Linked DNA regions of Homo sapiens: region 1 is linked to region 2. Evidence: chromatin loops called from intact Hi-C (ENCODE). Cell type or tissue: Caco-2. All regions are shown on one strand. Each heading gives the region's core, and the rest is flanking DNA. Links, peaks and the distances in the headings are about the cores only.

Evidence for each region. A loop is a pair of places that touch in the nucleus more often than their neighbours do. Peaks named below come from ENCODE experiments on the same cell type or tissue, not always from the same donor. Only the 100,000 strongest peaks of a DNase experiment are listed, where the experiment ranks them.
Region 1: a loop joins it to region 2, with 2.1 times the contacts of the local background. A loop is called at or near these places in 1 of 110 quality-filtered maps.

Annotation. Positions count from the first base shown.
Region 1 is chr7:25,999,681-26,005,059 of GRCh38, forward strand. The region is part of intron 6 of LOC105375199 (a long non-coding RNA gene); the gene reads right to left. Among named protein-coding and RNA genes, the nearest start is that of MIR148A, 52 kb to the left of the region's middle. In Caco-2, for the core only: no CTCF peak of the experiment used is centred there; a DNase peak (open chromatin) is centred at 2,321.
Region 2 is chr7:26,156,501-26,161,879 of GRCh38, forward strand. All of the region lies in intron 1 of NFE2L3 (NFE2 like bZIP transcription factor 3), which reads left to right. Among named protein-coding and RNA genes, the nearest start is that of NFE2L3, 7.0 kb to the left of the region's middle. RefSeq lists enhancers at 617-696, 897-946, 1,856-2,356, 2,357-2,857 and a silencer at 2,909-3,203. In Caco-2, for the core only: no CTCF peak of the experiment used is centred there; a DNase peak (open chromatin) is centred at 2,991.

The DNA of each region.
Region 1 (5,379 bases), core at 182-5,181, 160 kb before region 2:
TATGCTATCATCCAGGATTTGTTGTTCCATTTAGAGCACAAGCAGAGTATATTAATAATTCTTGGCCGGGCACGGTGGCTCAGTCTGTAATCCCAGCACTTTGGGAGGCCGAGGCAGGCGGATCACGAGGTCAGGAGATCGAGACCATCCTGGCTAACACGGTGAAACCCCATCTCTACTAAAAATACAAAAAAATTAGCCGGGCGCGGTGGCGGGCGCCTGTAGTCCCAGCTACTCGGGAGGCTGAGACAGGAGAATGGCGTGGAGCTTGCAGTGAGCCGAGATCACGCCACTGCACTCCAGCCTGGTCGAGGGAGCGAGATTCCGTCTCAAAAAATAAATAAATAAAAATAAATTTAAAAATAAATAAATAAGTAAGAATAAATTCTTAAAGCTCCTAAGATTTTCAGAATGGTAAGTGAGCACTGGCTTCAACTTAGTCACCAGCTTCATTAGACCCTAACAAGAGAGTCAGCCTGTCCTTTAAAGGTAGACATTGACTTCTCTCTAGCTATAAAAGTCCTAGATGGCATTTTCTTCCAATAGAAGGCTGTTTTACCTATATGGAAAATCTGCTGTTTGGTGTAGCCACCTTCATCAATGGTTGTAGATAGATCTTCGGGGGAACTTGCTGCAGCTTCTACACCAGCACTTGCTGTTTTGCTTTGTACTTTCATGTTATGGAGATGGCTTTTTTCCTTAAATCTCGTGAACCAGTCTCTGCTAGCTTCCAATTTTTCTTCTGCAGCTTCCTCACCTCTCTCAGCCTTTGCAGAATTGGAGAAAGTTAGGGCCTTGCACTAAATTAGGTTCTGGTTTTAAGGGAGTGTTGTAGCTGATTTAATCTTCTATCCAGACCACTCAGACTTTCTCCATATCAGCAATAAGGCTTTCCTTTTTTTTTTTTTTTTTTTTTTTTGAGACGGAGTCTCGCTCACTGCAAGCTCCGCCTCCCGGGTTCACGCTATTCTCCTGCCTCAGCCTCCCGAGTAGCTGGGACTACAGGCACCCACCACCACGCCTGACTAATTTTTTGTATTTTTAGTAGAGACGGGGTTTCACCGTGTTAGCTAGGATGGTCTAGATCTCCTGACCTCGTGACCCACCCGCCTCGGCCTCCCAAAGTGCTGGGATTACAGGTGTGACCCACTGCGCCCAGCCTGCAGTAAGGCTTTCTTATCATTCATGTGTTCACTAGAATAGCACTATAGCATTTTTAATTTTCTTCAGTAACTTTTCCTTCACATTCACAACTTGGCTAACTGGTGCAAGAGGCCTAGCTTTTGGACTATGTCAGTTTTCAACATGTTCTTCTCACTAAGCTTAATCATTTCCGGATTTTGATTTGAAGTGACATGTGCAATGCTTCTTTTCACTTGAACACTTAAAGGCCATTGTTATTAATTGGCCTAATTTCAATATTGTTGTTTCTCAAGAAATAGGGAGGCCGTAGGAAAGGGAGAGACATAGGGGAGTGGCTGATGCATGGAGCAGTCACATACACACATCGTTTATCCATTAAGTTCACTGTCTTATATGGGTGCAGTTCATGGTGCCCAAAAACAATTAAAATAACAATATCAAAGATAGCTGATCACCAACAGTATTGTAACAAATATAGTAATGATGAAAAAGTTTGAAATAATGTGAGAATTATCAAAATGTGACACAGAAACATGAGGTGAGCACATGCTGTTGAAAAATAGCATAGACAGACTTGCTGAATGCAGAGTTGCCACAAATTTGGGTTGCTTCAATTTGTAGAAAGTGCAACATCTGTGGAGTGTGTTAAAGCAATGTGCAACAAAACAAGATATGTCTGCACTCCATTTTGTATTAAAGCAGCACTCCACCCCTCCTTGATAAGGTTGTAAGCTTCTTGAAGACAGGAACCAGGCTTTACCAACTGGAGGAACTCTTGGTATGGTGTTCTGCATAGTAAAAATATCACTGAGGAAATCACAAGTTCACAGATTTGCAGAGAGAATCACCATTTGAGCCTTCCTTTAATGCCTGAGGTTTTCAAAGCCAAGTCCAGTCCTGACTTGCCTTAAACATCTAATTAATCTTATCTCTGGACTAATGAAACTGATTACATGGCACTTTGTAAATATCTAAGGTACTCCCCAAAAGATAAACAGCGGCAATGGTCAAGATCAAAGCGTTGGGTATGGAATGCAACTGTTATGGCTCGAGGGTCATGGCTGCCTGGAAGAACAATAAACGCAGCCTGGCTTTGATCATCTCACTCTGAACACAGAACCTTCAGTGGTTCCTCACTGCCTTCAAAAGCCCACACTTCTTGGCAAACTCCTCTGTGCCCCTACCACCTGGTCTCAGCCCACCCTCCCTGCCTTATCTTCCAATGCCTTTCACTACCATGAACAAGCTCACCAAACACTCCGTGAACAACTCATGACTGCACTGACTGGCTTCCTGGTCTCCAAATACTCCCTTTTCTTTCCCCTGCCCCTCCCCATCCAGTGCATTCTGCATCAGCCAGCTCAGGTCCCTCCTCTTCTCAGAACCATCATGTAATGACCCTTTCCTGCCACCTTGTACAGTTGACACTTCTTACATACTCATTAAGCACTTTTCATGTATTATCTCACTTCTCAAAATTATAAAGTAGGATTATTTCCTCCATTTTATGGATGAGGAAACTGAGGCAAACACCCTAATATTTTCAGACTGTGTAATTCAAGTCTCAGATAATATTTATAGCTCACTTATGCTCCAGAAGAAAATCTGGCTAATTTACTCCTAAGACAGCTGATGGACATCTATAAGATTTCTTAAACAAAGCAGTGAGTGCTTTCAAAATTCAGTATAATAATCTCAAAATTGCAACAGCATATATGGTATTTAAAAATACTTTACACACGTAGGCCAGGCACAGTGGCTCACACCTGTAATCCCAGCACTTTGGGAGGCTGAGGTGGGCGGATCACAAGGTCAGGAGATCGAGACCGTCCTAGCTAACACGGTGAAACTCTGTCTCTACTAAAAATGCACAAAATTAGCCGGGTGTGGTGGCGGGTGCCTGTAGTCCCAGCTACTCAGGAGGCTGAGGCAGGAGAATGGTTTGAACCTGGAGGGGCGGAGCTTGCAGTGAGCCAAGATTGCGCCACTGCACTCCAGCCTAGGCAACAGAGCAAGACTCTGTCTCAAAAAATAAATAAATAAATAAATACTTTACACATGTAAAGATGCTCAATATCATTAATCATTAGAGAAACGAAAAATCAAAGCCACAATGAGATACCCCTACACGCCCATTAGGATGGCTACGATTAAAAAAAAGAAAGAAAGAAAATAAGTATGGGTGAAAATAGGGAGAAATTGAAACCCTTGGGCATTTGCTGGTGGGAATATACAAGGTGCAGCTGCTGTGGAAAATATTTGGTAATTCCTCAAAAAATTAAACATTGAATTACCATATGATTCAGCAATTCCTCTTCTAGCGTTGAAAGCAAAGACTCAGATATTTGTACACCTGTGTTCATAGCAGCATTATTCACAATAACCAAAATATAGAAATAAACCAAATGTCAAAGATGAATGGATAAACAAAATGTGGTCTACACATTTATTGAAATATTATTCAGCTTTAAAAAGCAATGAAATTCTGGCACATGCTACGACACGGATAAACCTTGAAGACATAATGCTAAGTGAAATAAACCAGTCACCAAAGGACAGATGTTATATGATTCCACATAGATGTGCCAGCTGGAATAGTCAAACTCACAAGTAGAATAGTAGTTGCAAGGGGCCAAGGGGAAAAGGGAATTTAAAGTTCGTGTTCCACGGCACACAGCTTCACTTTGGGAAGATAAAAAGTTCTGGGCTGGGCACGGTGGCTCACGCCTGTAATCCCAGCACTTTGGGAGCCTGAGGCAGATGGATCACGAGGTCAAGAGATCGAGACCATCCTGGCCAACATGGTGAAACACTGTCTCTACTAAAAATACAAAACTTAGCTGGGTGTGGTGGTGCACGCCTGTAGTCCCAGCTACTCAGGAGGCTGAGGCAGGAGAATTGCTTGAACCAGGGAGGCGGAGGTTGCAGTGAACTGAGATCACACCACTGCACTCCAGCCTGGTGACAGTGCAAGACTCTGTCTCAAAAAAAAAAAAAAGAAAAAGTTCTGGAGCTAGATGGTGGTGATGGTTGCACAACAATGTGAATAATGCCACTGCACACCTAAAAATGGTTAAAATGGTAAAATTTTATGTGTATTTTACTACAATAAAAAATACAAAGATACTTTTATATCATGCACTTGATCCTCCCAAACACCCTGCCAGGAAGCAGAGGGGATTTACAAAGCAGAATCGGGTTCATGGTTCTGGGTAGGGCCCGAGACTCTGCATTGCTACTCTGCATTGCTACCCTGCACCTGGTGATGCTGGGGATCTACAGACCACAGCCCTGGGGCAGGACAAGTAGGTGGCAGGAATGAGATGCAAAACCTGATTCGTTATACTCACAGTCTTTTCTTTTTTCTTTCTTTCTTTTTTTTTTTTTTAATACCTTATACTCACAGTCTTTTCTTTTTTCTTTCTTTCTTTTTTTTTTTTTTAATACCTTATACTCACAGTCTTTTAGCTCTTTCAGGGAATCCCTCAGAAGCGACTCCAACCTCATGAGGAGGAAAGGGCTCACTGAGAACACAGATCCTCACCATCTTGATGGATTGATCAACTGAAATATTTCCAGGTGACCATCATGAGGCTCACCCATTGTTGTGAATGCCACAGACACCCTGAGGATATCTAAGTTACACCCGCCTTTGATCTTACACAGATTGCTTTTTTTAAAAAAAAATAAAAAAGACTACCTGTACTTCAGCTAAAATTAAACTATAATAGAAACTAATTGGATTGCAAACTAGTTGAACTACTTAAAGCTTTCCTTCACAAGATTATTTGTCAGAAGTTCTAATCCCTGATGCATATCAAAATCATCGTTTATTTTTTAAAATACCCATGCCCAGGACCCAGAGAGACTGATTCAATGGGTCTGCTGCTTAGTTTTGTTTTTCAAGTTCTCCAGGTAATAGCAGTCAGAGATGGAAATCATTGACCTAAGATTAAAACGCAACCTAAATTCAAGATATTTAATAAATTGCATTGGTTTATCTTCTTGATTGACATTACTAGATATCAGAATAAAAGTCTGGTATATTTTATTTGTTAACTCCAAATGCAAACAAAATACTTCAGCTATTTCATTGGGTCTAAATTTACTGTAGGGGCAAACTTTACACAAAATCACACAAGACTGCTAGCAGCAATTACATGCCCCTAGCAACACAAGGGTTAATTTTAGCATCATAAAACTCTCAGTTGGACCCACCAGTCTACTTAAAATTAT
Region 2 (5,379 bases), core at 125-5,124:
TCATGATCTGAAAACTGACTCTGGAATTCCCCAGGGCTGACACGCTTCCCTTCATAACCACAGTCATTCACAACGGATGAAGCATGCATTCTTCCAAGTAACACACAGGTTAAACAAAGAAATGAACAGTTTTTGTAGAATTGAATGTGTAAACGTATGGAACAGCTGCCTACAGCCAGCTTCAGTATTTCAGAGAGCTGTTGCCACTTTGAAACTGAGAGGGCTTGTAGTCATTTTGATGTGGTTTCCTATCCTGGTACAGAGACCCTCTGCTGGGTGAGGGGTCTGGTAAGACCTCTTGATTAACTGCCTGAAGAAACTGTTGGGCTGGGCCGGGTGTGGTGGCTCACACCTGTAATCCCAACACTTTGGGAGGCCGAGGCAGGAGGATTACGAGATCAAGACATCGAGACCATCCTAGCCAACACGGTGAAACCCCGTCTCTACTAAAAATACTAAAAATTAGCCGGGCACGGTGGCACGTGCCTGTAGTCCCAGCTACTCGGGAGCCTGAGGCAAGAGACTCGCTTGAACCTGGGAGGCGGAGGGTGCAGTGAGCCGAGATCGCTCTACTGCACTCCAGCCTGGGTGACAAAGCGAGACTCCATCTCAAAAGAAAAAAAAAGAAAAGAAACTGTTGGGCTGGTTTCTTCAGGGCACAGAGAGAATCTGATCCAGTCAATATTTAATTTTTTTTGGGACAGGGTCACTTTGCCTCCCAGGCTGGAGTATAGTAGTACCATCACAGCTCACTGCTACCTCAACCTCCTGGACTCAAACAATTCTCCCACCTCAGCCTCCCAAGTAGCTGGGACTACAGACGCGCACCACTGCTTCTGGCTGATTTTTTTTTTTTTTAATAGAAATAAGGTCTCTCTGTGTTGCCCAGGCTGGTCTCAAACTCCTGGGCTCAAGTACAGGCATGAGCTACTGCACCTGGCCTCAATATTTAATTCTAAGAGTAAAGGAAAGAGAAAGAAGGTCCTTGATTGTTAAAGTAAAAATTGTTTTTCATTTCAGAATAAAAAATAGTCCCTAACTCCTGGGCAATTGGACAAGAGATGAAATTTCAGACATTTGCCTGTTTTTAACTCACAGCTATGTTACGGAAATAGTCTTATAATTACATACATTGCGTTTATGACAAGCGTTCACAGTGGGATTTTCATTTTGTTTACTAAAGGAAGTTGTAAAGGTGCACTATTGTCTTTGTATGGGAAAGGATGTCATAAGTTACTGTATGAATTTGCTAGGGCTGCCATAACAAATACCACAGACTGGGTGGCTTAAACAGAAATTTATTCTCTAACAGTTCTGGAGGCAAGAAGTCCAAGATCAAGGTGTCAGCAGATTGGCCCTTCTGCGGGCTGTGAGGGAGAAAGTGTTCTACAGCTCTCTCCTGCCTTTTGGTGGTTTGCTGGCAATCTTTGGCATTCCTTGGTTTCTTCTCCATCACCTGAGCTCTGCCTTCATCTTCACATGGCATTCTCCCTATGTGCATGTCTGTATCCAAATTTCCCTTTTTTGTTGTTGGGGTTTTTTTGTTTTGTTTTGTTTTTTATTTTTGAGATGGAATCTTGCTCTGTCTCCCAGGCTGGAATTCAATGGCGCAATCTCGGCTCACTGCAACCTCTGCCTCCCAGGATCGAGCGATTCTCCTGCCTCAGCCTCCCAAGTAGCTGAGATTACAGGCGCCTGCCACCACGCCCAGCTAATTTTTTAATTTTTGTAGAGACGAGGGTTTTGCCATGTTACCCAGGCTGGCCAGATTTCCCTTTTTATAAGGACATCATTGGATAAGGGTCTACCTTCCTTCCTATCTTAACTTACCTAGTTACATCTGCAATGGACCCAGTTTCCAAAGTATGGGGGTTAGGAGTTCAACATGAATTTTGGGGACACAGTTCAATCTATAACAATCACCATCTTCCTTCCATCAATTCTTGGGGTGTTCAGCTTGCTTATGATTAAAAGCTAACTGAGCTGTTTCTGAAAGCAGCTGGTCTATATGGAGGATCATTTGCATAGGACTTGGTGTGTGCTCCTGAGAAAATCTGGGGTTTTGCTGGCTTGATGTGCAACCCTGAGGAAGCTTGGCTCAAACCATCTTTTTCCAGTCAGTATTTCCCCTCCATTAGTAGGTTACAGAGAAATCATCTTTGCCAAGTCTCTTGTATCATTCTCCTTCTTTCCATGACCCCTACTTCTCAACCCACACAGTGGGAAATGAGCATGCAGGGCCCAAGCCCTGACTTGAGGCAGGCTGGTCTAGGGGTCTTGTGTGCTGGCCCTGGAGTCAGACCAGCTGGGGAAGATCCCAGTGCCACACTGGCTGTGTGATCTGGGGCACACTTCTTAAGTGCTCTGAGCCTTGGTTCCCTTATCCGTAAAATGGAATAGTAAGAGCACCTTAGGGAAGTGGTGGTGAGGATTGAATGAGATAGTGCAAGTTGAGCAGGGTTGATACACTATTAATAATTCAGGTGGGGCTTGTACCGCTTCTTCCCCAATTTACTCCCGTCCATTGTGTTGTCAGGTGCAGGTTTCCAAAGCACACCTTGGTTCGTCTCTCTGCGTTTTGTGGGATGCCTCCTCTAGCTCGCCATTGCCTACTTATTCAGTATTTTGTCATTCAGGGCTGCCCTTGTGGCTTATGTGACCCAGCCCCCAGCTGCTCTTGCTGGGCCTCTCCATGTAGCCTTCTTTCCAGGAGAAAACTTTCTTCATCCCTTTGCCCAACAACCCTATGATCTCCTGCCCTTTAGTCTGTTCTTACCTTTGCCCGGAATGCCTTCCTTTCATTCCTCTCAAGTCTTTTATGGTTAAATTCTCAAACTCAGCTCAACCATCACCTCATCCATAAAACATTTCCTGTTCTTCCCTTTGAGCCCTATTGCACTCTGTAACATTTCTTCTATAGGACTTGGCATCCTCTCCTTTGAACTGCAGTGGCTGGAATGTGGAGACTGGGTCTTGGCTTTCACCTGAAATAGCACCCAGGGACAGGGTTAGGAGCAGAGGTCAGTTCAGCCAGTGTCTGTCTGTTGAGCACTTATCATTCATGACATTGTGTTTGCAGAACTTCAAAGATACCATGGGTGTGAAGGTGTCTTGGGTCCTTCAAGGCCCGAGTCTCAACTAGAAAGTAGGTCAGATCTGAAATCCTGATGGGCCATCTGACTATTTAATGCCAACTGTCTGAGTGGATGAGGGCAGTGGAAAGCAGACTTTCAGGCTAGCATTATAATTAATCAAGTGGTGAAACTTGGGATTGCCTAAAGTTATATAGCAAGTTAGTGACCTTGCTAGGAATAGAACAGGTCACTGTTCTTAAGCACTGAGTAAACCATACCTTCTGCTCACTATAAAACTTCAAAGGTAAAAACAAAAGTCTGTCTCGTTCATGGCAGCCTTGTGATAGGAAGAGTTTATTCTTAAAATCTTGTTGCTTTTTTTTTTTTTTTTTTTTGAGAGATAGGGTCTTGCTGTGTCACCCAGGCTGGAGTGCAGTGGTGCAGTCATATCTTACTGCAGCCTCAACCTTCTGGGCACAAGCCATCCTCCTGCCTTAGTCTCCCAAGTGGCTGGGATCACAAGCATGCACCACTGCACCTGGCTAATTTTTTAAAAATTTGTTTGCAGAGACAAGGTCTTGCCATGCTGCTTAGGCTGCTCTCAAACTCCTGGGCTCAAGCTATCCTCCTGCCTCTCCTCCTAAAGTGCTGGGATTACAGGTGTGAGCCACCGCACCCGGCTGGATCTATGTTAATATTCAAATACAATTCCAGGCAGCTGAAGCCTGCCTAGGCTGAGGTACATCCCTGAGTTGTTTTTGGTGGAGTTGCAGGTGGTGGTTGGCAGAATGTGGGCAAGTCACAGAGGCAAGACGTGATCTTTTGAAATTGGGGAGAACTGGGTTCCTGTCTTTATCTGTCAGAGTTCTCCAGAAAAACAGAATGAGTAGAATATGAATAAATAAATACACATATACACACAGATTTATTTCAAGGAATTGGATGATATAATTGGGAAGGCTGGCAAATTCAAACTCTCTAGGGCACCCAGAAACTCTGGAAGCTCCGCAGGAGCTGCAATGCTACAGGCTTCAGGGAGAATTTCTTCTTTATCAAGGAAACCTCAGTTTTGCTCTTAAAGCTCTCCAATTAATTGGATGAGACCCACCCAGATTATTGAAGATAATCTCCTTTACTTAAAGTCAGCTGGTTGATTGTAGATGCTAACCACATGTACAGAATACCTTCAGAGCAACACACAGGTTAGCACTTAATAGAATGACTTAAGAACAATAGCCTAGCTCCTTGACATTTAAAACTGACCATCACGCCATCCAGCTCCACCTCTTCCTGGGAAACCATGATTTCCAAATTGGTAAATGGAGAAAATTAACATCTTTCTTGAAGAGTTCTTGTGAGGATTAAATGACACTGTATGTTTAAGGGCTGGTACAGTTCCTGGCATAGTAATAGATCGTCAACAGATGATTCGCTTTTATTGCTTCTGAGCTCCAGGTCAAACCTCCAGGACACCCCTTGTCTTCTAGAGGAAATTACCAAAGACTGGAATCCACTTTAGCATGAAAGGAACCCTTCCCTCCCCAAGGGGGAGGTCATACTGGAAATGGTTGAATGAATTGGGGCAGTTCCATGTTGAGAAGATCAGACTGAGGAAGGATCATGATCACCAACTTCAAATATTTGAAGAGCTGTTATGTGAAAGAGGCCTTGGACTTGTTGAGGAGGCAGAACTCTAAATGCCAACTGAAGTTCTGCTAAAGCTCAACCGCAGGAAGAACTTAATTTCTTAGCTTCTCTCTCTTTTTTTTTTTTTTTTTTTTTTTTTTTTTGGGTCTTACCTTTCTTTAGAGTTTCTCCAAGGGTCTAAGGGAAATCCAGTGACAAAATGAGAGCCTCCTGGGGCACTAGTTAAAATGCAGATTGCCAGGCCCACCCATCTACCACCAGGCTGAATGAATACCTCTGGAGTTTTCCAGACCCCCAGGTGGTTCTTGTGCCATCCCAAGCTTAAGGTCCTCTGCCTTGACGCTCCTCCCCCAGGGCTCCTCAGTGTCCGGCAATACCTGAATGGAAGGAGTGTCTGGCTGAAAGCCCTTCTATGAATTTAAGGCTCAGAGCAGTTAAAAAACTGGGCCAAAGTGACTTACCAGGTACTTAAAAGTCAAAGCCCAATTTCCCTAGCTCCTTTTATTATTTTCTAATATATTCTAAAGAACATCTCTCTGGATGGGGGTGGAGGTAGGTTGGGGAATGGGGATCTAGCATGCAAAAACAATGAATGCAGAATTAGCTTGCACATAAGTGCAGTTTAAAATTCATGCTTAATGCCAGGCGCAGTGGCTCT